Linked DNA regions of Mus musculus: all the other regions are linked to region 2. The links are chromatin loops, found by intact Hi-C in ENCODE. Cell type or tissue: gastrocnemius. All regions are shown on one strand.

Region 1 (8,000 bases), 310 kb before region 2:
CACACAAGGATGAGAAGAGGGAAGTTGGGACCCAGAGGCACGCGTAGCGTCTCAGGGAAATCCTGAGTTTCCTTGGGTTTGGCACCAGGAAGAATGAAATGCAGAGTGAGACAGAAGGAACGGATCAAGTCTGAGACCCAGAGAACAGGTAACCATCTGCGAGGCAGAGGAGGAAAGAGACGCAAGCTTCTGGAAAAGCCTGGCTGCTTCGGGGGAGGGGGAGACAGAACACAAGGGTGGCAATGTGGCCCAGTGCTCAAATACACTGCAGTAGAAAGAGCTGGGCCCCAAATCTTAGCTGGAGAGTTAGTGAGACAACCCAGGCCATTTACTCAAACAACCCAAAGATCACAGTTTCCAGTTCAAGACTGGGTCTCCTACAGCCTGGGCTGGCTTCACACCTGCAGTGTGGCTTAGTACCTGATCCTCCTGCCTCTACCTCCCAAGTACTGAGGCCACAATCACATGCCACCACACCCAGCTTATGTAGTGTTGGAGTCTGAACTTAGGACTTCGTGCATGTTACACAGGCATTCTACAGGCTAAATTACGCTCTCAGGCCCTGTTCTCTGAGTGTGCTGCTGGGACCAAGTTTTCTTCAGGGTCTGTGAACAGCAAGGCTTTTTGATTCCCACCCTTCTGTAAGAATCTCAGGCTTGTCCTTCTCTACTCCCTGCCAGTCCCCAACACAGAAATAAGGAGACAGAAGTGGGTAACTACACGTAGATTTAGGCCAAAGGTCTTCAGACTGACTGCCCACAACCAACTGCCTCTGAGAATAGGAACAAGCTCTGGAGTGTCCTCAGAAGACCCGACTCTAAGCCCACTCTTTATCCAGAAGTTCAAGTCCCTGAGGCAGAGGCTACCCCTCCCCACCTGCCTCTGCCCTGCTTTAGTATTGGTTTCTCTCATAACCCACATCCGGCAGCACCACGACTGACATGAATATGCCTCCCTTAGCGGAGCCTGAAGCTCCGGCAGGTGAACTCCCCACGAATCCCACTGTCCCTGTGGTGGGCAGTCTACAGTAACTGAGGCTGGCCCACACTCTTAGCCCCAAGTTCTGACTTTACTTTCTGGGGTTCAGAGTTTGCTCTTTCAGTTTAATCTCCCCAGGACCAAATGTCAAATATATATGCCTTCATCTTAAAGGCAGGATCGGGCTAAGAATGAGCAATATAGCCACGAATATGAGCACAGTGGGACTGACAGAGCTTTTAGTACCGGTTCGCCCGTGCAGAGCAGGCTGCACAGTGACACACAGGGGCACAGTGACACACCTGTGCAGAGCAGGCTACACAGTGACACACAGATGCCATCAGGGACTACTCTGCAGGGTTCCTTCTTCTGAACACAGCCCCTAAAAGTGTAACTGGGAGCAGCTGCCCAACGCTGCTGCCTGCACACTACGTGGTGGGCTTCTGTCCCCACAGCCACGTGTGACTGTTCTCCCAGAGTGTGTCCCAGAGCCCCTGCAGTCACAAAGCTGGCCATTTACCGTCCTGGAAGACCCGCTCCACGTTGAGCCCATAGGTGGCGCACGTCTCATAGTACGTGCACCTCTTCAGGTCATTGGAGAGCTTCCGAGCCCTGACGTCATCGATGACCCTCGGGTTGGTGGAACTTATGGCATCTGCAACAGACAAGGACAGGGTGCTCACTAGCATCTGCTTCCCATGACTCTAGAGCCCACGGGACTTAACCCTGCCCCACAGCCAGTTGCTTCCTGCAGCTCTGGGGGCCCCTGCAACTCAAAACCCATCAAAGCCCATGGAGAAGTCATTCCTCCCAGAAGTTGGGATTCTGAAAACAGTTCATCCTCAAAATTGGGCTCAACTCAACCCCTGGGGTAGGGAGGTCACACATGTCGTAACACTCAGGAGGCCAAGGTAGAAGGACTGAGGTCAAGGCTCTTTTGGAGAGAGGCTCATTATCCTATCCTTTAGGCTCACTTGGTGTGTCGAAAAACAAAACAAAAACAAAAACAAAATGTGTGATTTTGGACACTCGGTGTCCATGTGACAACAGCCTCCCCAACAAAGGTTCCTCGGATACAGCCCAAAGAACATGTCCATCTGTCTTGCCCAACAAGTAAGTATATCTGACATATGTTTACAACAAGTAGGGAAAAGGTCCTTTTTAAAGGCGTAAACATTTTTATTTTTAAAGTAAAATAGGAAGGAAATAAATTTAAAACCATAATTTCTCGAAGCCTTTGTCTAATTTGGAAAGCACAGACCACCAAGCTCCCATTTTATCCAGCCTGGGACCCCAACAAACTGCAGCTACCCCATCCACATATGAATTCAGGTCAGTGTGTCACAGAGGTGGCCCTGGGCCCGCAGCTCAGCTCAGCTCTAGCTGGCCCCCGTATGCACCCACTTTAACTTGGCAGTGTCCTAACGCTGCATCTCCTAATCAGTCTAACTGCAAGTCTTTGGGGGTAGAACAGGCCTAATGAGCACCGGAGTGGTCCTTCACTCCCCCATGTGGCCCCAGATGAGCAAGCATAGGCCATTCCTGCCCTAGAAGATGCACTGAGCTCAGCACCACCTCTCAGCACTGGCCTCCCGGCCTCCTGCAGGCTGGGTATCCCTAAGAGTTTCTCAGCTCTCTCTCTCACCCTAACAACCCCTGGCCTCTAAAACCACCTAGCCTAGCCAGCAGAAAGGAACCCTCAGGCACCTTCTCATATCACCTGAGGGCCTTGCTGCCGACATCCCCAGTGTTGGCACAGGTGCCTCAGGAGCCCACTGAGCATGGAACACATGGGTACTGACAGAATATCATGGGGAAGCCGCACAGAGTCCAGCTTCTGCCATAGGTGCCCTTGGTCCCTCAGCCCAGTAACAAGGTCCAAGCAGGGCCCCAGAACAGCTGGTCCCATACTGAGATAAAAGAGATTAAAAAAAACAAAAAAACAAAAAACCCTAGATCAAGGTCAAGTCCTATGTCCACTGACTCTTGACACATGACTACCTGACCTGACATTTCCTCTCCCAAAGCACTGAGGGGCTACACTAGCTCTAGTCTAGGAGCGTGGGCCAAAGCCTGGACTCTTACTCCGCCCCACTGCAAACAGAAACAAACGCTGTAGGCATGAGAAATGCAGCAGGCAATCTGTTCTTTCCAGCCAGCATGAGCCACGGAGAGTCCACAATGGGAAAATGTTGTGTCTCAGAAGCAGGCCCACATGGCTCTTACACACTGGGCTGCTGCTGGGAATTGCCCGGTCGGTCATAGACAAAGCATTCCTTCAGAATTTTCCCCTGCTCCAACTGTGGGGGAAACCTGGCTGGGAGATGCAATGGCTTTAAGACTCCACTTGAGGACTTTCCAGAGCAGACACCTTAACCATGCCACCATGTTGCACAGTGTCAATGCTCTGGTAGCAGGTTTCAGGACTTCTAGGGTCCACACATGCACACACACACATAGATGTTCTAGCCATTTCCATGACAGGCTGTGATACTTGTATAGGACCTATATCATCTGCTTGCATACTTCATCTTAGGTTACCTGGATGGCAAGTGTACCATGCACAAAGCTTACAACTTTGGTACAGCTAACTTCTTGGTACAAAGATCAGATTGGCCCTGAACTTACAGAGATCCACCAGAGTGCTAGTAAAGGCACGGACCACCACACTGCTTTGTATTTTTGAGACAGTCTAGTTTTGTAGCCCAGGCTAGCCTTCAGTGGCAATCTGTCTTTCTCAACTCCCTAGTACCATGATTACAGGTGTGTATCACCTGTATTTTACTTTTCCTGTTGTTGGACCACATGAAGACAGGAAGGCCAATTGCACATTAAAAACCAAAGCACTGTCTCCAGGTGACCAGCAGAGGGAGCTATAGGAACAAAAAAGTCTTCTATTTGGTTTAAGATTGGGTGGCAGAGTTTGGTGCTGCAGGCTTCAGAAATAAGAAAGACCACTGCATGCATCCGAAAAGAAAAGAAAGAAAAGAAAAGAAAAGAAAAGAAAAGAAAAGAAAAGAAAAGAAAAGAAAAGAAAAGAAAGGAAAGGAAAGGAAAGGAAAGGAAAGGAAAGGAAAGGAAAGGAAAGGAAAGGAAAGGAAAGGAAAGGAAAGGAAAGGAAAAGAAAAGAGGAAAGGGGAAAGGGGGAGGGGGGAGGGGGGAAGGGGGAAGGGGGAAGGGGGAAGGGGGAAAGGGGGAAAGGGGGAAAGGGGAAAGGGGAAAGGGGAAAGGGAAAAGGGAAAAGGGAAAAGGGAAAAGGGAAAAGGGAAAAGGGAAAAGGGAAAAGGGAAAAGGGAAAAGGGAAAAGGGAAAAGGGAAAAGGGAAAAGGGAAAAGGGAAAAGGGAAAAGGGAAAAGGGAAAAAAGGGAAAAGGGAAAAGGAAAGGAAAGGAAAGAAAAGAAGAAAAGAAAAGAAAAGAAAAGAAAAGAAAAGAAAAGAAAAAGAAAGAAAAGGAAAAAGGAAGGAAGAAATGGTGGTCTCTATGGGAACACAATTTTAATATTTTAGAAGTGACACACTGAGGGCAGGCAGCCAGTGCCTCATTACACAGCTCTCAAACCCTGACTGCACGTCAGCTGGTAAATACCAGATTTACTAATTCCAAATGAAATAGCAAAAGCAGCTCAAATTTTAGAAAAGTCAGGAAGGAATACTCCACAATTTTGCTTAAAACCTTGGCTGGACTCCAGTGGCCAATTCCTGAGAGCGAGTCTGTGACCAGGGCTGAGGGAGTTGTCCGATTCTGTGTGACAATCACCTTACTCAGAGGACATGTTTTAAGTGATAAGAAAGACAGTAATAACTGAAGTCACAGGGAGGCTGTGGCCTTTGTGAAGGGGCTGCTGGGTAGAAAAGGAGAGACCATGAGATCCTGAGAAATAACAAGGGTGAGGGCAAAACTCAACTGTGTGTCACAAGCTAGTACCAAACGGGCACTGAAAGTCGAAATTAACCAGACACTTGGTGTAACAGAAATAAATAAAAACAACCTGATTACAAGGTGTCTTATGCAAAAGGCAACTAAGGCATCGTAATGTAGACAAACCATGAGCCAACAGGTTTTCCTAAAGCACCAGGGATGGGGTTGGGGTGGCAGATGTCTGTCTGAGCCTGAGTGTCATTTCCATAGCACTAATCAAGAAAGGCCACGTGATGGTAATTCTCATTCTGAAAAGCAACTTCAGCCCCAGCCCCCACTTTCAGCTTCAGGTCATTTCCAAATTCCTCCATACTGCGCACATGCCCACAAAACCTTCAGAAACACCCGAGCAGAGCTGGCACTCACCCTGGGTCCCCACCAGCACTAATGGGATCTCACTGGTGTTCCTGTAGTTGGCCATTCGGCTGTAGTAATGGTAGACAGTCTGGAAACTGATCTCATCCTCCAAGCTGAAGACAAAGATGACCGCGTCCACCCACATGGCGAACTGCAGAGAGAGGAGTGAAGAAGGGCAGCTGAGCGGGGCCCAGGATGAGGCTGTGAGGCCTGACGTCCGTGTATGCACTATGGCCAAATTACTGATGTTCCCTCGTGTGTGTGTGTGTGTGTGTGTGTGTGTGTGTGTGTGTGTGTGTGTCCCACACTGCAGATGCAAGGCTCTACCTGTGCCCTGAAGCCTCCCCATCTGGAAACAGGCCATGGGGGTCAGTCCACACAGCCTCCACAGAACCTTCCAAAGACTTAGTGGACCTCAAGTTGAGTGGGGACTCTTCCTCTGCACCCACACAGTGTGCTCAAGAGTCGTAGTGCCCACAGCGCACACCAGTGAGAGTGTTTTCCCAGAGAGTTCCTGCTACAGCAGAGGCTGAGCAGCCACCAAGCACACCCACCCACTCAGCTCCCTGCTGGGAAATTACTACTCATTTGTAGCAAAGTTAAAGGGGGAGTGGTAAGGTTAATCTATACCCAGGCCTCTTCCATCATCGTATTTACAACAGCTCTCTTATTTACAACAGCTCTCTTGGGAGGATGAAGCTGAGGGAGAGACCAGGCTCCCTGCAGTGCCCAGCAACCCTCTCTCACAGAAGCTGAGACAGTCTGGATCCAGTCTGTGTCTGTCTCTTTACATGTGTAAACAAACAAGGGAGCCCCAATCTCCCCCTGGAAGCTCACCCCGGGGAAGCTCTTAGGGTCAAGGAAGAGCTCCTAATTAATTGTGCCTGCGTGTGAAGTGACAGCCACCTGCAACAACTGTACGCGTTTCAATGTGGAATATTTACCCAAGAGACTTACAGACCTCAAGTTCCAATGGCACACACATAGGTCAGTAAGACCTTGGGGCAAAGTTTTCTTGAGGCAGAGCCACAGACACTGTCAGGACACAGTGGCGGCTGTACAGGAAGCCTGGGGTGCCTCCGACTGAGTGCCTCTCTCTTCGACCTGCCAGGGGGGAGCCCTTACCTGGGTGATGGTTGGTGTCAACTGTCTACTTGACAAAAACCTATGATCACCAAAGAGATGGGCCTCTGAGCCTGTCTATGGGGGACTGTTCTCACTATGCTGAGCGAGATGGGAAGACACGCCCACTGTGGGCAGAATCTTCTTGGACTGTACAGACAAGTGAGCTGAGCATGAGCAAGCCTCACTAATCCTCCGCTTCCTGCTCTTGACTGTGGCTGTTTCAAGTTCCCTGTTGCCCGGACTCCCATGACATGATGGACTGTACCCTGGAATTCTGGGCCACATAAACCCTCTTCTCTAAAGTTATGTTGCCAGTGTGTTTTATCACAAAAAAGACATGGAACTAAGTGGGTGGAGAGGTGGCTACGTGGTTAAGAGCACTGACTGCTCTCCTGAAGGTCCTGAGTTCAAATCCCAGCAACTGCATGGTGGCTCACAACCATCCATAATGAGATCTGACACCCTCTTCTGCTGTGTCTGAAGACAGCTACAGTGTACTTGCATATAATAATAAATAATTAAAAAAAAAAGCCAGGCGATGGTGGCACACACCTTTAATCCCAGCACTTGGGAGACAGAGGCAGGCAGATTTCTGAGTTCCAGGCCAGCCTGGTCTACAGAGTGAGTTCCAGGGGTATACAGAGAAACCCTGTCTCGAAAACCAAAAAAAAAAAAAGACGTGGAACTAAGACATACTCTCCTCCAAGAGGCAGAAAAGAGAAGGCCTTGCCCCGTCTTCCAGCATAGGAAGTGGTCTAGATCGAAACCCCTTATATGAAATCAGGAACATCTGCACCTCCTTCTACCTGGCCCTCCTTCTGTCTTAGCTGTCCCAGCAGGTGTGAACTGTCCTACCAGGTGTGAGCTGTCTTAGCAGGTGTGAACTGCCCTAGCAGGTGTGAACTGCCCTAGCAGGTGTGAACTGCCCTAGCAGGTGTGAGCTGTCTTAGCAGGTGTGAACTGCCCTAGCAGGTGTGAACTGCCCTAGCAGGTGTGAGCTGTCTTAGCAGGTATGTGCCATCCCATCAGGTGTGGGCTGTGCCTACTTCTAGGTTCTTTTCACTTAGCTAGAAGATCATGGTGTCAGTAGAAAATGAAGCCAGATAAAAGTTTTGATGCTACCTTTCGAGACGTTTTTCAAAGGAATCACAGTACACTGTAGTCTAGGGTTCAGTGAGGAATGACGTAGGCCAAGGGCTGGCAAGCTTGTGGAGATGCCCACTCCTGTCAACTGCCAGAAAAGCGTCCCAATTCCAGCCAGCAGACTTTGTAAATGATTGCTCTGAGATCAATTAAAGGGGAGGGCACCAAAACACGATGCATTTATACGTATAAAAATTTCTAGAAGTCATTCTGACAGTCATATTTCAGAGCAGATATATTTGCTTTTCCTTCTTAAAAACTTGAACTTAAATAAAAAACAAAATCAGCCACACATACCCAAAATTCCTGGGTACCTAACTTCCCTTATTTTAAACTTGATTCTTGTCTTGTTTCAGCCTTTAGATCAAGTCATCAAAGAGCAAAAAAAAAATCAGTCTGGCTTGGGTGTGCATGCAGTACTCACCTGTGCCTCCGGGGGGCCCCCTTCATCCCTAATCAGCAGCAGATAACTCTGTCC
Region 2 (8,000 bases):
GTTCTGGTTAGTTCTGCAGGTTTGCCTGGAGAGAGAACTCATTCCTGACCTTCCCCCTTCCTCTCTTTCCCCTCCTCCCTTCCCCTTTCTCCTCCTCTTCTCCCTTTTCTTCCTCTTCTTCCTTCTCCTCCTTCATTGTGTTGATGTTCTAGATCTTTTGCGTTTACATTTAAATTTTAGAATGGCCACTAGATAATCTGCAATTTCCCCTAGATTTGGTATCCATCATGAGTTTTTGCCTGAGTTTGTCTTTATCCTGGTTACAGTATGATTCTATAACCCAGACCTTTGAATAGGGAAGAGCCTTCCCATCCCCCCTCTGGTAAACACATCAATATGAATTAGATGAGGTCCAGTCTACCCCGCCCCCCAGCTCATGCTTTAAATATGGTATCTAAGTGATTTTATCTGAACTTGGGTCCCAGAATCTGCTATGCTAGCGTGCAGGCTTCTGTAAGTTTAGGCTTTGTATATGGGTCTGCCATCCATTTTGAATTAAGTTTTATACACGACATGAGATGTGGATCAATATTCAGTTTTTTGAACATGCATGAATCCAGCCAAATGATTCCAGCTTTATTAGTGACGAGACTATTTTCTCCATCGAATTGCCCTCACACATTGGTTTTGAAATCAGATGCTCACATGGACGTGGGGATCTAATTCTGAACACTCCACTTCCTTCGATGATTCTATTTTGAAGCCTTATGCTAACACTGAAATGTGTCAACTTCTGTGGGTTTAGACCTCTTGAGATCAGGAATTTACTTCTATAGCTTTATTCTTTTTCAGTGCTATTTCCTATATTGGAGGTCCTTTTCTTAGGATTTAAATTAGACTTGAGAATCAGCCTGAAATTTTTTTTCAAACCATAAACTCTTCTGGGATATGAACTGGAGCTCTGATGATTCAGTGGAAGGATTGGGGGGAAGTTGTTGCCTGGCAACGTCAAGCCTTCAAACCCATGAACAAGCCCCAGGTCCCGTGCATTTATATAGGTCCCTTTGATTCCCTTGAAGCATGGATAGATTCTGTATATGCCTCTCAGACATCTTTCAACTAATTTATCCCCTAACTATTTCCTATATTTAGTGTGACAGTAAGTGGCATCTTAAATGTTTAGATATCTTTATGCAAGGATGCAGGTGTGTCACAATACAATAAAGGCAATTCTAACCCTCCCTTTCCACACAGGGTGACTGTAATCTCTTCCTTCATCCTTTCTACCTCCACTCTCTCCAACACAGACTTAAATGCCATTTATAGTAGATTTCTAATCTTATGCCTCCACCCCCAAAGTCCTGGGATTACAGGTATGAGCCACTACCCTTGGCAACCAATGGAAGGCTTCATGCATGCTAGGCTGGTACTAGCAATTGAGCTACATCCCTATCTATCTATCTATCTATCTATCTATCTATCTATCTATCTATCTATCTATCTATCTATCTATCTATCTATCTATCTACGTATTGAACTGGCTAGGACCTCTAGAAGTGGAGGAAGTTATAAGAATATATATTCCAGACCTTATCCTTAATCTTAGGGAGAAAACTTTCAGTATTTTAACATTAGGCATGGCATGACCTGTGGGTTTCCATTGACTAAGTGATCCAGTATGTTTCCTTCTAAACTGGCTTCTTTCCTTCTATATCTGAATTCTATTTGCTGAAATGTTAAGATTTTACATTTGTGTTCAGGGAAGCTATTCTGTACAGCTTTTGCCTAGCCTCTTGAATGGTTTTTGGGTTCCTGCGTAGAATGAGTTCAAAAGTTGTCTTTCTTATCCAATTTCTTGGGTAAGTTTGTTCAGAACTAGAACTTTTTCATGAAATACTTGCTATAGTTCACCGGTAAAGCCATTAGAGTTACAGATTTCCTTTGAGGGGAGATTTTAAAATACAAATTCAATGTTTTGGATCAATATTGGTCTGTTTATTTTATTTCTTTTTTGTTTTGTTTTGTTTTGTTTTTCAAGACAGGGTTTTTCTGTATAGCCCTGGCTGTCCTGGAACTCACTCTGTAGACCAGGCTAGCCTCGAACTCAGAAATCCGCCTGCCTCTGCCTCCCAAGTGCTGGGATTAAAGGCGTGCACCACCATGCCCTGCATGTTATTTCTTCTTTTTTAAAAAATATTTTTATTAGGTATTTTTCTCATTTACATTTCCAATGCTATCCCAAAAGTCCCCCATACCCTCCCCCCTACTACCCTACCCACCCACTCCCACTTTTTGGCCCTGGCATTCCCCTGTACTGGGGCATATAAAGTTTGCAAGTCCAATGGGCCTCTCTTTCCAGTGATGGCCGACTAGACCATCTTTTGATACATATGCAGCTAGAGTCAAGAGCTCAGGGGTACTGGTTAGTTCATAATGTTGTTCCACCTATAGGGTTGCAGATCCCTTTAGCTCCTTGGGTACTTTCTCTAGCTCCTCCATTGGGGGTCCTGTGATCCATCCAATAGCTGACTGTGAGCATCCACTTCTATGTTTGCTAGGCTGCGGCATAGTCTCACAAGAGACAGCTACATCTGGGTCTTTTCAGCAAAATCTTGCTAGTGTGTGCAATGGTGTCATCATTTGGAAGCTGATTATGGATCCCCGGATATGGCAGTCTCTAGATGGTCCATCCTTTCGTCACAGCTCCAAACTTTGTCTCTGTAACTCCTTCCATGGGTGTTTTGTTCCCAGTTCTAAGAAGGGGCAAAGTGTCCTCACTTTGGTCTTCGTTCTTCTTGAGTTTCATGCGTTTAGCAAATTGTATCTTATATCTTGGGTATCCTAAGTTTCTGGGCTAATATCCACTTATCAGTGAGTACATATTGTGTGAGTTCCTTTGTGATAGGGTTACCTCACTCAGGATGATGCCCTCCAATCGAGGAGCTGGTTCTTTGAGAAAATCAACAAGATAGATAAACCCTTAGCCAGACTCACTAAAGGGCACAGGGAAAGCATTCTAATTAACAAAATCAGAAATGTAAAGGGAGACATAACAACAGATGTTATTTCTTCTTGAGTAAGTTTGATGGTCTTTCCAGGACTCTGCTTGCTAGTTTAAGTCCGCTCTAGTTTAAGTTGTCAAGGCTATCAGCACAGAGTTGTTTAATGTTACATTGTTACTCTTTTGACAGCCATAGGTTCTATAGGAGTGTCTCCTTGTCTGCTGACACTGGTAGATCATGGTTTTTCTGTCTTTTTATTTATTTTCTCCCCTTCCTCTGTAGTGAGGTAGGAGGCCATCAGGCTTTCCATCCCATTGTTCAGATGAGAAATAAGCATTGACAAGAGTCTCTGCCTTACATAATACTTAATGAGCAATCTGGGAGGGTGAGGATGTATCCATTTTGATTTGTATTCCCTCCAGCTTAGAAGGAAGAGGGCTTTCCCAAAGAAATGCCTAGATCCCAGAATTTGTCATATAGAGATTCAGGCACACATAGATAGAAAGATGTAATTCTTGTTCCAGTGTTCATTTACTCATTCATCCAGCCCTTCATATGATTCATTCATTCATTCATTTATTCACTCAATACATTTTTAAAGATGCATTTATCTCTGTGTGCATGTGTCTTTGTGCGTGAGGATATACACGCATGGGTATGCAGGTGCTTGTATCTGTGCTTTTGTGTGGAGTCTGGAACAATACACCAGCTGTCTGTCTTCCTCTCCCATTCATATATTCCTTTGAGATAGAGTCTTTCCACGAGCCCCTGGCTCACATTTTCTTGGTAGTTTGGGAGCCACCAAGACCAAGTGATGCTCCTGGGCTGGCCTCCCTCAGAGATATGCTTACAGGAGTGCAGGGGACATGTGGCATCTTACATGGATGCTGGATTCTGAATTCCATCTTCATGACTATTCATCAAGTGCTCTTGGCCACTGAGCCATCTCTCTAGACCCTACTTAATGCACATTGACTTTCAAACCTGTACTGAAGCTATAGGACATGTGTTTGTGGTGGCCTAACATGTTGGATCCCATGAAGGCAAGCAGTGGTGTCAGGCCCAGAGATTTGAGATAGTCTACCTGTGAACTCAGTACCACAGCCTCTGCCTTGTGCAGAGAGTTACTCAGGACCTAGGCCAGACTAACAGGAGCATCTTTTCCCATCTTCTCGTTATCTTCTGTCCAGTCTGAGGAAAAGATTTTCCTCCAATGTTGTGTGTGTGTGTGTGTTTCATATTTAGTGTGTTTTCTTCTATTTTCTGGAGGAAAAAGCAAAGGGCTGGCTGTCTTCCTTTAAAAGGTAACAGTGTTTGTCCATGGAAGTAGAGTGAATGACCAGCAGACTGTGACAGAGAAAGAGCCAGTATAATTTGGACTGCGAGGCATTCTGCAAATGGCTAGAACCCAGGACTAAAAAGAGCCTCTTTTGTTCTTTAGCACAAAATTCCAGTGATAGCCATTGCCACTCATTGGACCTTCATGGTGAACCTTTAGGGGGACATGGGACAGAGCAGGTGGCCATGCAGCAGGTGTATCTAGGTTCTGAGAACCAGAATTGGACCCCCATGGGCAAGAACCACAGCCTATACTTTCAGGTAGTTGCTTTAAAAGAGCCACCTGGAGCTGAGGATGTTGGTGGGCTCCAGATAGCATTTACAAGTAGAAAGTAGAATAATTTTTAAATAGATTAGATGGAGAAATTAGAATCTGAGAAGCAGGCTCCTGTATATCACTGCTTATGAGTAGAGGAGAATACTGTATTATTGGAAAAATGATTTTTTTTTCTTTTCTCAAAGTCTTGTGCCCATTGAAAGCCAGCTTAAAAAAAGTCAGAGAACTGGAAAAAATAATAAAAAATTTAAATATATATATAGAATTTCAGGGACTAGAGAAATGACTTAGTGGTTAAGAGCACTAAGCACTCTTGCTGAGGACCTAGGCTCCAGTCTCACCCACAGATCTGTAACTCCAGTGTCAGGGGAATCTAATGCCATCTTCTGGCCTCTGTGGGTACTGCATGCATGGTGCGTCTACACACATGCAAGCAGATATGCAAGATTCTTTTAAAAGATCTTCAAAACAGAATTTTGGTTGATGACGTTTTGGGGGACTTTTTAAAAAGTCAGAAATTATCTTGTTCCTTAGTTTATAAAGTCAGGAGAGGGCTGGGTGCAAATAACACTGTGGGTGTCAATCTGCTAAGTGACAATATGTTAATTATCATGGATCTATATTGGGCCAAGAGAAATGAAAAACAACCAAACCAAACAAACAAACTGAAACGCAGAAAGTTACCTTTAAATAGTAACTGAGAAATGGAAAGTCAGGAAAACAAATGGGCGATGGCCCTGGAACCCTTCAGTGACTTCAGCAGAGGCAGAATCTCTGCCTCTCCTTACAGGAAGTTAGAATAATGCCTGTGATTTCCTTTAGGCTCAGAATACAAATACAAGATCCCTGCCAAAACAAAGGACAGCAGCTTCCCACAGCTCTGGAGGCTGCTGGGTGGTTCTTAGGGTAGAGCTCTTGGGAGAGGGCTTGTGTTGTAGTGCCTTATGGGCGTGCTCCAGACAGGCAAGTCTGCAGGTACATAGCTGGCGAGGAAGGGAACTGAGAGGGGAGAGCATGTTTTATCCAGACTGGAGAAGCCCCCATGTTCTACAGCACTCTCTGAACTCTGTGGTTTGAGAGGTTAAGACATTCAGGGGTGCATGGTTAGACTGGTACAGCCAGTATCTAAAGCCACAATAGAGAATGAACCTTGTCCATTATAGGTTAACTTATGTCCCCACTACTACCACCACCACCACAATTCAGTTTCTAGAAGCCTGCAGTGCCCTAGCATCTGTCTAGATGAGGAGACCATGGGTTCTAATCAAGGTGCCTATGCTAAAATGTGGCTATCAGGTTTGGACCCTCATGTCATTTGACTGGAATTCCCATAAAAAGTGGGAATTTGGAGACTGGGAAGAAAGCTCAGAGGCTAACAGTGCTCACTCTGCAAGATTGAGGGCCTGAGTTCAAATCCCCAACATGGAGGTAAGAAAAAGAAAGAAATCAGGCAGGGCTACATGAGCCTGTAGCCCCCAGCACTGTGAGGTGGAGACAGGGGGATCCCTAGGGCTCAATGGGCAGCCAGTCTAGCTGAAGGTGTGAGTGTCCAGTTTCCTGAGAGACTATCTCGAGGTAACATGGAGGAAGCAATAGAGAAAGACATCTGAATTTTCTGCTCTTGCCTTTGCACAAGTCACCACACACTCATGTACATAAACCACACACACGAACAGCTCTCCTCCCCCAACACACACAGGAAGTAGGAGTTTGAATACCCAGAAAGACATTCAGTATACGTGCATGGAACAAAGACCACAAGAATCCAGCAGGAAGGAGGCTACCCAAAATCCAGGGAGATTCAGGAGGAACCACACATTTGACAATACCTTGATCTTGGACTTCCTGTACGAAAATAAGTTTTTATCACTTGAGCTGCTTGGGTCTGACATTTTGTTATTGTATCACTGTTTGCCAGTTATCCGTCACTGTGATATAACACCTGATATAAATCACTTAAAGGAGGAAGAACTTACTTTGACGTACGGTTTCCATCCATGGTTGGCTGGCTCCATTGCTTTGGTCCAAGGCAAGGCAGTGCATCACAGCAGGGGCGTGTATGTGACAGAACACAGATGGCTATCGCAGGGCAGCCAGAAAGCAGAGAGAATTCACAAACATTTCTGGACAAGGTCTATCTTTCCAGGGTATGCCCTGTGATCAGTTTCCTCCAATGAGGACCCATTTTTGTTTTCTACCACTTCCTAATGATGCTATCGTGTTATGAATCCATCATGGGATTCAGCCATTGGGAAGAACTCAAAGGCCATCAGCTGGCAACCAAGCCTTAAACATATGAACCATATCCAGTGCAGACAACAACACAGGCAAGAAAATGAGTACAATAATGCTAAGAAACACCATTGGGCGTTGTCCCAAATGCTCTGCTTCCAGCGGTGGAAACAAACGGTGCAGCAGACGTGGTTCTGTGTGGTGCCATGAAGCTCCCAGGTGATCTGCAGAGCCTAGGGTTGGTGGGTGGCTGAGCTTGTGAGGGGTCGTCTCACTCTACCCCACACCCAGCTGCACCAGCAGCCTCCTGCACTGACCAGGAAAGAAAGCAGGAAACGACCTAAGCCAGATTATGCTGTACTCTTGCAGTTTGGGACGTAGTCATGTGCGGTTGGAGATATTTTTAACATTATACTCAGTTGTTTGAAACAAGTTATTTTGGTTGAGACCAATCCACCTTGGTCAACACAGTCATGTCATCTTGATGAGGTTTGGACACAGAACTAATGAAGAGGAAGAGACCCCCCCCCCATGGTTTGATTGTGAAAGAAAAAGAGAGAAGGACCAAAGAAATTTCCAGAAGAACAGAACTGGGATACTGTGACAGGGAGCTGGGAGCTGGGCAGACCTAAGGACACATTAGGCATTCTCCCCTTTGAGTTCTTGGTGGCCACATGTCTACCTCTGAGCTCCTTTGAATGACTGACAAGTAGGCCAGCCTGGAAGGATGCCTGGGTCTCCTGCTAATGGGATGGACACCAGCAGGTGCCTCATTTGTGCTGCATAGGAAGACCCAGGGCCACAGAACAAGGAGGGACTGCCAAATAGCCCCGTGCTGTGCGGCTGGTAGAGAAGACAGAGCCTGCTTAGCAGAGCCAGTAGGCTTACAGACCAAACTGCCCGTGTTCCCATAAGTCTCCCAGGGGCTTACAGACTGAACTGCTAGTGTTCCCGTGGGTCTCCAGGTCAGATCTGGTTGAAAGCATGACATGTAGATGTCAGGGTGGGAAGTTAGATATCTTATTAACTTTAGGTCTCACTTAGAATAACTCTGTGGTCCACTTTAAAATGAGAATGTACAGAACTCTCGGAGCCACTGACTCTTCCCAGGAAGCCTGAGCCTATGAGTCACTTCCTGTGTGCAAGTGGGACTCAGTCATCCCACCTGCTTGATTTGTGTGTCCCTGAAGGGGAGGTTGGAGCAGGTCACC
Region 3 (8,000 bases), 200 kb before region 2:
CTTGGGTAGGACTAAGTGAAGAGGAAGTACACATATAGGCACACTCATGCAGATACACACACACATTCTCACATACACACACACACACACACACACACACACACACACACAGCCGGGGCACCGCATACACACAGATGCACACATACACACAGATGCACACTTGCTCAGGCTGTGCGTCTACACACACACACAGAGTAACACACTCAGTTTGTACGACCTTGCTGACTAGAAGCAAGCATCTCCAAGGGGCCCTCAACACACTCCAAAGCAACTGGCTGTGGTACCCGCAGGTGCCCCCTGCAAGCATCCAGAAACATCCACGCCGGCTTCAAGCATCACATCTGCAGGTGAAACACAGCAGCCGGGCGTCAGCTGACCCATACGAGGACCCAGAGTAATCACATTGTTTAACCTGCTCCAGGAAAAATGAGCTCATTGGCCTACACTGGACACTCACAGAGGCAGCCAAGCTCCCGCCCCCTCGGCCAGCCAGATACACAAAGCCAAGCAGCGGAGCCCAGTCACAGCCCTAAATATTTACCCCAATGAACGACGAACTGGTTCTTCATATGCTTTTAGAGTAATTCCATGACTGCACACACAGCCAGAAAGAGGAATGCGGTGGGACCAAGCACACGCCATCTCTCCGGTCTGTCTATAAACAAGTATAATCGCCCCACCTCCTCCACCCTATCCCTGGGGATTCAAGGTTTATCCAAGGCTAGCAGCTTCCTATAGCTTGCCAGTAGTGGAGCCACGATGTGACTTTCTCCTCTCCCCTGGACCTCGCCACATAGCTGGGAGTACCCTGCTTGCTGGAGGAAAGAAGCAACTCTGAACTCCTCCCAGGAAAAAGTTCCAACTCGCCAGGCTGCATTGAGATGTCCCAAAGCACAATGTGATTGCATCTGATAACACCCCCAATATTCCTACCCACTGCTGGGGGGCCATGTAAAGTATAATGACCAGTAGTATATGGCTTATACCATTTGGGGGACTCCATGGTTCATGCTGTCCAAATTCAAGTCCTCTGAGCACTACCACCAAACTCCCTGAAACTTAGCATTGTATGATCGTCCTCTGTTCTGCATGGGCCACGCATGGAAAGCAAACCGGACCTATTAATTATCCTAGGAAGCACCAGGGAAGTGTGGCCCAAAGGAGCACCCTGCAGGCCGCTCTCTACAGCCTTGAGTTAGGAGGGGGTCTTGAAGGTGTTTTCAGCTCTCGATTAATTTTTAAAACCTTTTTAAATTAATTAACATTAAAAATTAAAAGCAAAGATGCTGCCAGTTGGGTCCAGTAGAAGCAACATGTTATCAAGACATTTGACTGCAGGACCCAGGGTCACCTGCCTGAGCCACCTTACTCAGTACCTGTGACACACCCAGAGGGCCAATGGAGCTCCACAAAAACACCTGCCAGCTTACACCAGCTCTGTAAGCATGGGCGTCTGAGGCCACTGTGCTCGCTTGGCAAGTCTAAGATGAATGACCCGGCGCAGTGAGACGGGGCAAGTTGAGGCCCTGCTGTATGTGCACACACTGGCTACTTCCCCAGCTGCTGAAAGAAGGTACTCCGAATGGGACACACTGCACTGGACTTCCGTTCTCCTGGGAGACAAGGGGCAGAGTACAGAAAAGAACAGCGTCTGGGAGATGAGAGAAGCTGGGTGGTCTGAAGGGTTTCGCCATGTGTGGCCTGAGATCAGGCCCTGCACATGGCTGTCCTGATCCAGAGTGAAGTCACCTAGGCCCGCATCTCCAGGAACTGCGTTGCGAGTGATGAGTGCTGAGGCCCTCGTTGGCATCTAGGTGCCCTCTGAGGCCAAGGCCTACGGGAGTCTGCTCACTCCCATCCCTTCCCCACAGAGCTGACTCGGTCTGCACGGGCTGCCACAGACTCAGTGACCTGACCATGCACAGGTGTTCTGAAAGCTTACATCCAAGGTCAGGTGTCATCCAGGACACCATGGACAATGGCAGGCCATCCCTTAAGCCAATGACTCACAAACTACCCAAGGTTGGGACCATTAATACAGTGACCCTTGAATACAGTCCCTCCTGTTGTGGCGACCCCCAATCCACAAAAGTATTTCCTTGCTACTTCATAACTGTAATTTTGCTACTGTTATGAATGATACCATAAATATCTGAGATGCAGGATATCTGATATGTAACCCCTGTGAAAGGCTTGTTTGGCCATCCCCCAAGGGGTTGCGACCCACAGGTTGGGAATATCACTGCCTCAAACTAGAGAGCATTTTGTCCTCACTATGCATCACAGTGAGAGTGGGGACACTCACCTTACTCTGCCAGTTTTGCTCTGGAAAGGAGGTCTCACTATGCTGCCCAAGCTCCCCTCAAACTCCAAAACTCAAAGGTTCCTCCTGCCTCAGCCCCTCCAGTGCTAACACCACAGTCACCAGCCAACCAGCCCCATCTTTATGACCTAATCCCTAAAACTTCCCCTCTACCCAGCATGGGGAGTGTCACAACCCAGTCCAGAGTCTCAGTTGACAGTCACCATCCATCTCTTCTCTAGGACTAAGGAATAAGAAAGGAGGGAATATGTTCTCCAAGGTGCCTTCTCTGTAGAACCCTGCCATTCAAAACTCATCAGAAACACTAGCATCTACTTCTACCAGCCTGGCAAGTACACCAGTGGGAACCCCAGCTCCTTCTGCACCCACCCGGACCAACAAGCATTGCCTGGAGTCCATCAGAGACACAATTCTAGGTGTCTCATATCTGCTGGGCACAATTCAGCCTGGAAGGAGGTCTCCGGGACTCAGCACATGGATCCTGAAGGCCCAGAGGGCTCTGGTCTGAGCCACAGACCCTCTCCAAGGACTCCAAGAAGTTTAACCTCCTGCGCTTGCCTAGCTCCTCCCACCCAGGTGTAAGCATGTATCAGCTGAGAACACAGAGGAACACAGGAAAGGGTCTGCAGCCCCAGGTGTCCTGGCTGGCACCCTGACCTTGGAGTTGTCTAGTCACCTCAGGCAGAGTTGGATTCTCAGCATTCATGGCCAGCTTGCCATGTCACTAACGTGAAATCAGATTAAGACAGTGACCCCTGAAAGTATGATGTCCCCTCAGGACTGCAGTATTCCACTGTGTGCCCAAGCACTGTCCAACCACTTTGGAGACCACTACCAGGTGAGGAGGGGTGCCCACCCTCGATGTACAACTGTACTTAGCAGTACACCACCAACCCCGTGGTTCTCCACCGTATTTCTACAGTCCACTCTGGCTGCTGCTGACTTACCAAAAAAATGAGTGTTTGCAAACCAAACAAACGTATACACTTTCCTTAATTTTCAAAGATGACTAAACTTTTCATAAATGGCTTTTCCCGCTTCATATTACTACCAACAGCTAATTCCGTTGGGTTCTTTCAGCTACACACACTCGGGCACATCCACACGGAACAATATGAACACACATCTTTAGGGATGGATGTCACAGACTCCGGGCAGTGGGGACAGCACTCTGTTTGCATGTCTCACTCCCTCCATCTACTGGTGGCTGATGAGAATGAGTCAACCAAAAACCTGGCTTCAATTTAAAACAATTGGCAAGATCACATGACCCACCCGTACCTGGGAATCTACCCAAAGGCCTAAGCACACCGCAGGGACACCTGCTCGTTCATGCTGCTCGTTCATGCCTACCGCATCGCTGTTCACTGCAGCCCAGCGTCTGGCAGCAGATGAACGGGTGAAATGTGGTACATACACACACAGGAGTTTTATTTAGCCATAAAGAGAAAATAAAGTATGTGTTGGCAAGAAAACCGACAGAGCCAGAGACTGTCATAATAAGTAAAGTAAGCCAGACCCAGACAGACAAATACTGTCTTTTCTCTGTCACACGCAGAACACGGGTGTTATACACACCACACCACACCTCCACACACGCCATGAAAGTGGGAGGGGAGCTACTTGGAAGGAGCAGGTACAGGAGTGGGGAAGATGGGAGCAGACAAAAGATGGAGAAGACAGTGAGAGAGAATGATACACTTGATGCGATTATAAACACATGCTTTGAACAAATAGAAAATATGAAAACCAGCAGCACCAACAAATGTCCACAGCATCGCTTCGGTCACAAATAAAGAAATGAGTGATTCAAAGCCAGGTCAGAACAGGAGCAGACAACAGTGACCACTGGGGGAAGGCGGGACCTGGACCTCACTCCCTTCCTGGACGGACAACCTCTGCATCCTGGACAGGGGTTCTATCAGCATTTCTAGTGGGCGGGGACATCCTCCCAAGATACCTGCTCTTCTGCAGTCAGTGGGGAACCGGGGCCATGCAGAAATTAGTGCTGTAACCACGCAGGCTCCCTTACAAGCCTTTTGTTCCCCCTCCAAGTCTTCCTGCTTTCTGGAGACATCTGAGCTATCTCATCTGGGTCCTCCTTCCTGTCAGCTGACCTGGGTCCTGACTCCACCCACTGCTCCCCAATGGGGGAAATGACCCCTCCACTCAGGAGCTTATAATCATGTTTCTATCTTTTATAAAGAACTAGCAGGTTGGCTTAGTGGTTCACACCTTTAAGCCCAGAACTCAGGAGGCAGAAGCAGGGGCATGAGTTAGTTCAAGGCTAGCCTGGTGGGGGTTGGGGGACGACGACACTCTGCCTCAAAAATAAATAAATAAAATGAAAAAGAACTAGCAGCTCACAATGCACTAATCACTCTCTCAATTCTTTCAAACAGAAAAAGAAAAAAAAAAAGGTTAAATCTCATGGAACCCTGGACAGGAAATAATCCCAGAGGTTAGCTGTAGGAAGAGCAGAGAGAAGAGACCAAGATATCATTTAAGATATCAGAACAGAAGACCTGAAAGTCATTTCTATTCTTGGGAAAGAAAGGAAGATCACAGAAAGAGATCACCTATGGTGTGTATGTATGAAACAACTGATCCCCTTCCTGCTAAGTATACATCCGCAATGCAAAGTCTGGCATGGCCAGCAGGGGGCAGTATAGGCGAGCAAGAAGCTAAGTCTAAGATCCCACTATCCACTTAGATTACTCACTTCCTTCCCTTCCTGCTGCTTCAATCGCCTTGTTTGCTGAGCATGAGTCTACAATTACCGCAGAACAAAAAATTTAACCTATGTGTACTCTTAAAATTCCCCTAAGAATGTGCCTCATCTCTTTTTTTATACTACCTGAATAAACAAGTCTGAAAGCCTAAAAGCCAAAAATTCACAGTATATGCACTTAAATGTATGTCTGTTTGCATGGTGATGATGTGTTTATGCTACAGTCAGCAAACACAGCTTGCTTAATGAGGCAAAAATCTTTGTCAGTTTTATAAAGCAAAGTTCATGAGAAATATTTAATATGTAAATAAAGCAGTAAAATGTGATCGAAAAACAAAAACAAACAAACAAACAATAACACACCTCACTAATACCACTACAACTCATCGTAAGACTTTAAGCCATTGTTTATTAAGTTAGACTCTCAGGCCTGTGGAGGTCATCAGCAGCCCACCTCTGAGAAGAGTGGATTATCCCACCCATTTCAATGACTCCCTTCACCACAAACCCAGAGGGGTCAGGAAAAGCTGGCTGTGTGCATTCCAGCATGCAAGCCTGCAAAAGTTCTGCCATCCACTGCAGGGTGAGGCACTCAGCTAGCATGCAGGACTGAAGCTGTAGCCCATAGCTTGCCAGCCACCTCAGAGCTGGGCAGGTAAACAAGGGGCTAACAGCTAGAGATGGCTGACTCTAGATGCTCAGTGACCCTCAAAGATAAAAAAGCGGCTGACTCCCACTCCACTGTTCAAAGCCCCTTTCCTCTGACCACAACTGACAGCAGTCAGAAGACAAAACTGCCTCTCTAGGGCTCGGAAGCCTCTGCCCACCCTGTGTCTATTCCCAATTGTCTTCAGCCTGGTGAGGGAAGGCGCTGCCTCCCCAGCCATCACAGCCCCAAGCACCGTCAGGGCCAAGGCCAGGCTTCTGCTCCCACAGAGACCATGGCCACTCCTCCCAGGGAAAGGAGGCTTGGAAAGCCAAGGTAAAGAACTTCAGTAGAAGAGGAGCGGACGATGGACCACTGGGAAATACCAACTGCCGAGGGGCCAGCTATACTCTGGAGTGAGCCAGGAAAACACGCCGCCTACGAGCTGTCTCCACTGGAAGAGTCTTTAAACATCCCCTCAGCAACAAGTTTCCCCAGCACTGTGCAGCAGGGCACTGCAGTCTCTGCAGTCAGCCTGTGGCGGTGGGCTGGCATCTGTGGCAAGATGGATCTGTAGCTCAGGCTGGCAATCTCGAATTGAGATAGCCGTAAGAGGAAGTTAAAGCAAACACTGGTGACAACCTGTGGGCTAAAGGAAATGCAGAGACTGGCCAAACAAGAGAATTCCAGAGCCCCACATCAGTGAACATAGCTTCCTGGTGGTGTGGCCTTTGGAGGGTCTACAAAAATCCAATGACCATTTTGTACCTAGATCTTGCTATGCGGAGAGGCCATTGGTCAGAGACACCAGTGCCTCATCATGGAGAATGAAAGGAAGCCTGAGAGGGACTAAAGACCACACAGAGACAGGTATGAGGGGTGGAGCCCCAGTGTTCTCTTTTTCCAGGGCACCTTCCCTGAAGTTCTCATTAAACATCAGCAGAACTAAACTGTGCATAGAAAATTACTGTTCCTCCTCCATCAAATGGCTCTACTTCCATTCCTGAGACCCACAGGAAAGGAGTCACAGCAGCCAGACCTCATTCTACCCCACCCACCACACCCCAGCATGCTTCACAGAGACCCTCAAGCTGCTGGCTGCAGTAACAAACCCCAGCTACAAAGCTGCTCTTCGGTAAAATAGATTGTTACAGGGCCATTGTGGGAACTCTCTCCGAGGAGACACAGAGCATCGTCTTCAACCCCCTCTCCCTTACAGGGTACCAACAACAAAACCACACAGTAAGATTCCACTGTAGCCCAACGGGAACTAAGGGAAGCACGGGAGAGGGGTTATCTCCAGGAGCAGCTGCCACTAGGAAGCCTCGGCCCCAGCATGGATGACAGCTTCCCCATAGCTGTATAGGAGTCCTACTCGCAGTTAACATTCCACCGTCTACAGTACTTCACCCAGACCACGTGCAATTTAGCCAGAATTAACATATAACTGGCCAGTAAGTGCAAAAGAGTGTGACTGAGCTCAGCCGAGGGTCCAATGAGCCTCCCTACACCTCTCCTACTCTGAGGGAACGCCGCCTGTCAAGGAGTCATGGCTTGAGAGTCTCTCGCACGTAGCCACGGCTGTTCCCGTGACACCCACACTGTGCTCAGAGGACAGCGCTCCACGGCAAGGACTGAAAACAAAAGGGTGTGTTTCGCCCTTTCAAGAAGGCCTAGCACACAGCAGGCACTGCACAGGCTGAGCTCGGAATCTCAACCCCATACCTGTTATTTTGACTTGGCAGAAGCGCAACTCAAGGACAGCTGTGTCTCTGGCTGCCTTTCACTCACCAGCTGTCTGGAGCTCAAGCAAGGATCTTTCACCCTTCCACTGGATTCTCCTTTTCCACCCAGGAGGCTTTGCGAATATACAAAGCAGGCAGCAGGTTAGCAAGCTCGGTTAACAAGGGAGACAGAAGTGATTCTGTTACTGTCAGGTTTATATACAGGTAATGTGTTTTCTCTACTAATGGCTCAAAATTATTCATTTCAAGCCACTGGCTTTTCCAAGCAAGCAAGGATTTAGTGAGCCTTTCCAGTTTCGCCAGCACAAGGATCAACTACAGGCCGAGCGGGGCAAGTAAACGCAGCGTGGACCTCATGTCCGGGCCCTGGTTGTTCTGAATCCAGCTCGGGGATTTTCTCGAGCTGTCCACTCATGGGTATGCACAGTAAGTGAATGACAACAGGAGCCCAGAGAAAGCTGCTGATCCCCAGCCCACAACAGCTGAGACGGAATTCCCTGAAGGGATCCGAGGACCTCTCCCTAGGGCATGTGGTCTGATGAGAGAATGTGCCAC

The links. Hi-C counts contacts between places; a loop is a spot of excess contacts. Peaks named below come from ENCODE experiments on the same cell type or tissue, not always from the same donor. Only the 100,000 strongest peaks of a DNase experiment are listed, where the experiment ranks them.
Region 1: it touches region 2 in a loop (4-fold over the local background); 6 of 42 quality-filtered maps call a loop at or near these places.
Region 3: a loop joins it to region 2, with 12 times the contacts of the local background. A loop is called at or near these places in 16 of 42 quality-filtered maps.

The regions. Positions count from the first base shown.
Region 1 is chr1:89,627,793-89,635,792 of GRCm38, reverse strand. It overlaps Agap1 (ArfGAP with GTPase domain, ankyrin repeat and PH domain 1), which reads right to left. Exons shown (of 18, transcript NM_178119.3): 4 at 7,947-8,000; 5 at 5,264-5,405; 6 at 1,499-1,633. Among named protein-coding and RNA genes, the nearest start is that of Gm41914, 51 kb to the right of the region's middle. In gastrocnemius, CTCF peaks have their summits at 1,609, 3,825 (motif pointing right) and 7,951; DNase peaks (open chromatin) are centred at 1,519, 3,827 and 7,967.
Region 2 is chr1:89,320,225-89,328,224 of GRCm38, reverse strand. No RefSeq gene overlaps it. Among named protein-coding and RNA genes, the nearest start is that of Gm41913, 63 kb to the left of the region's middle. In gastrocnemius, a CTCF peak has its summit at 4,938 (motif pointing left); DNase peaks (open chromatin) are centred at 4,944 and 6,621; H3K27ac peaks cover 1,584 bases.
Region 3 is chr1:89,521,582-89,529,581 of GRCm38, reverse strand. The region is part of intron 1 of Agap1 (ArfGAP with GTPase domain, ankyrin repeat and PH domain 1); the gene reads right to left. Among named protein-coding and RNA genes, the nearest start is that of Gm41914, 55 kb to the left of the region's middle. In gastrocnemius, CTCF peaks have their summits at 3,533 (motif pointing left) and 4,972 (motif pointing right); DNase peaks (open chromatin) are centred at 3,569, 4,339 and 4,981; H3K4me3 peaks cover 846 bases; H3K27ac peaks cover 982 bases.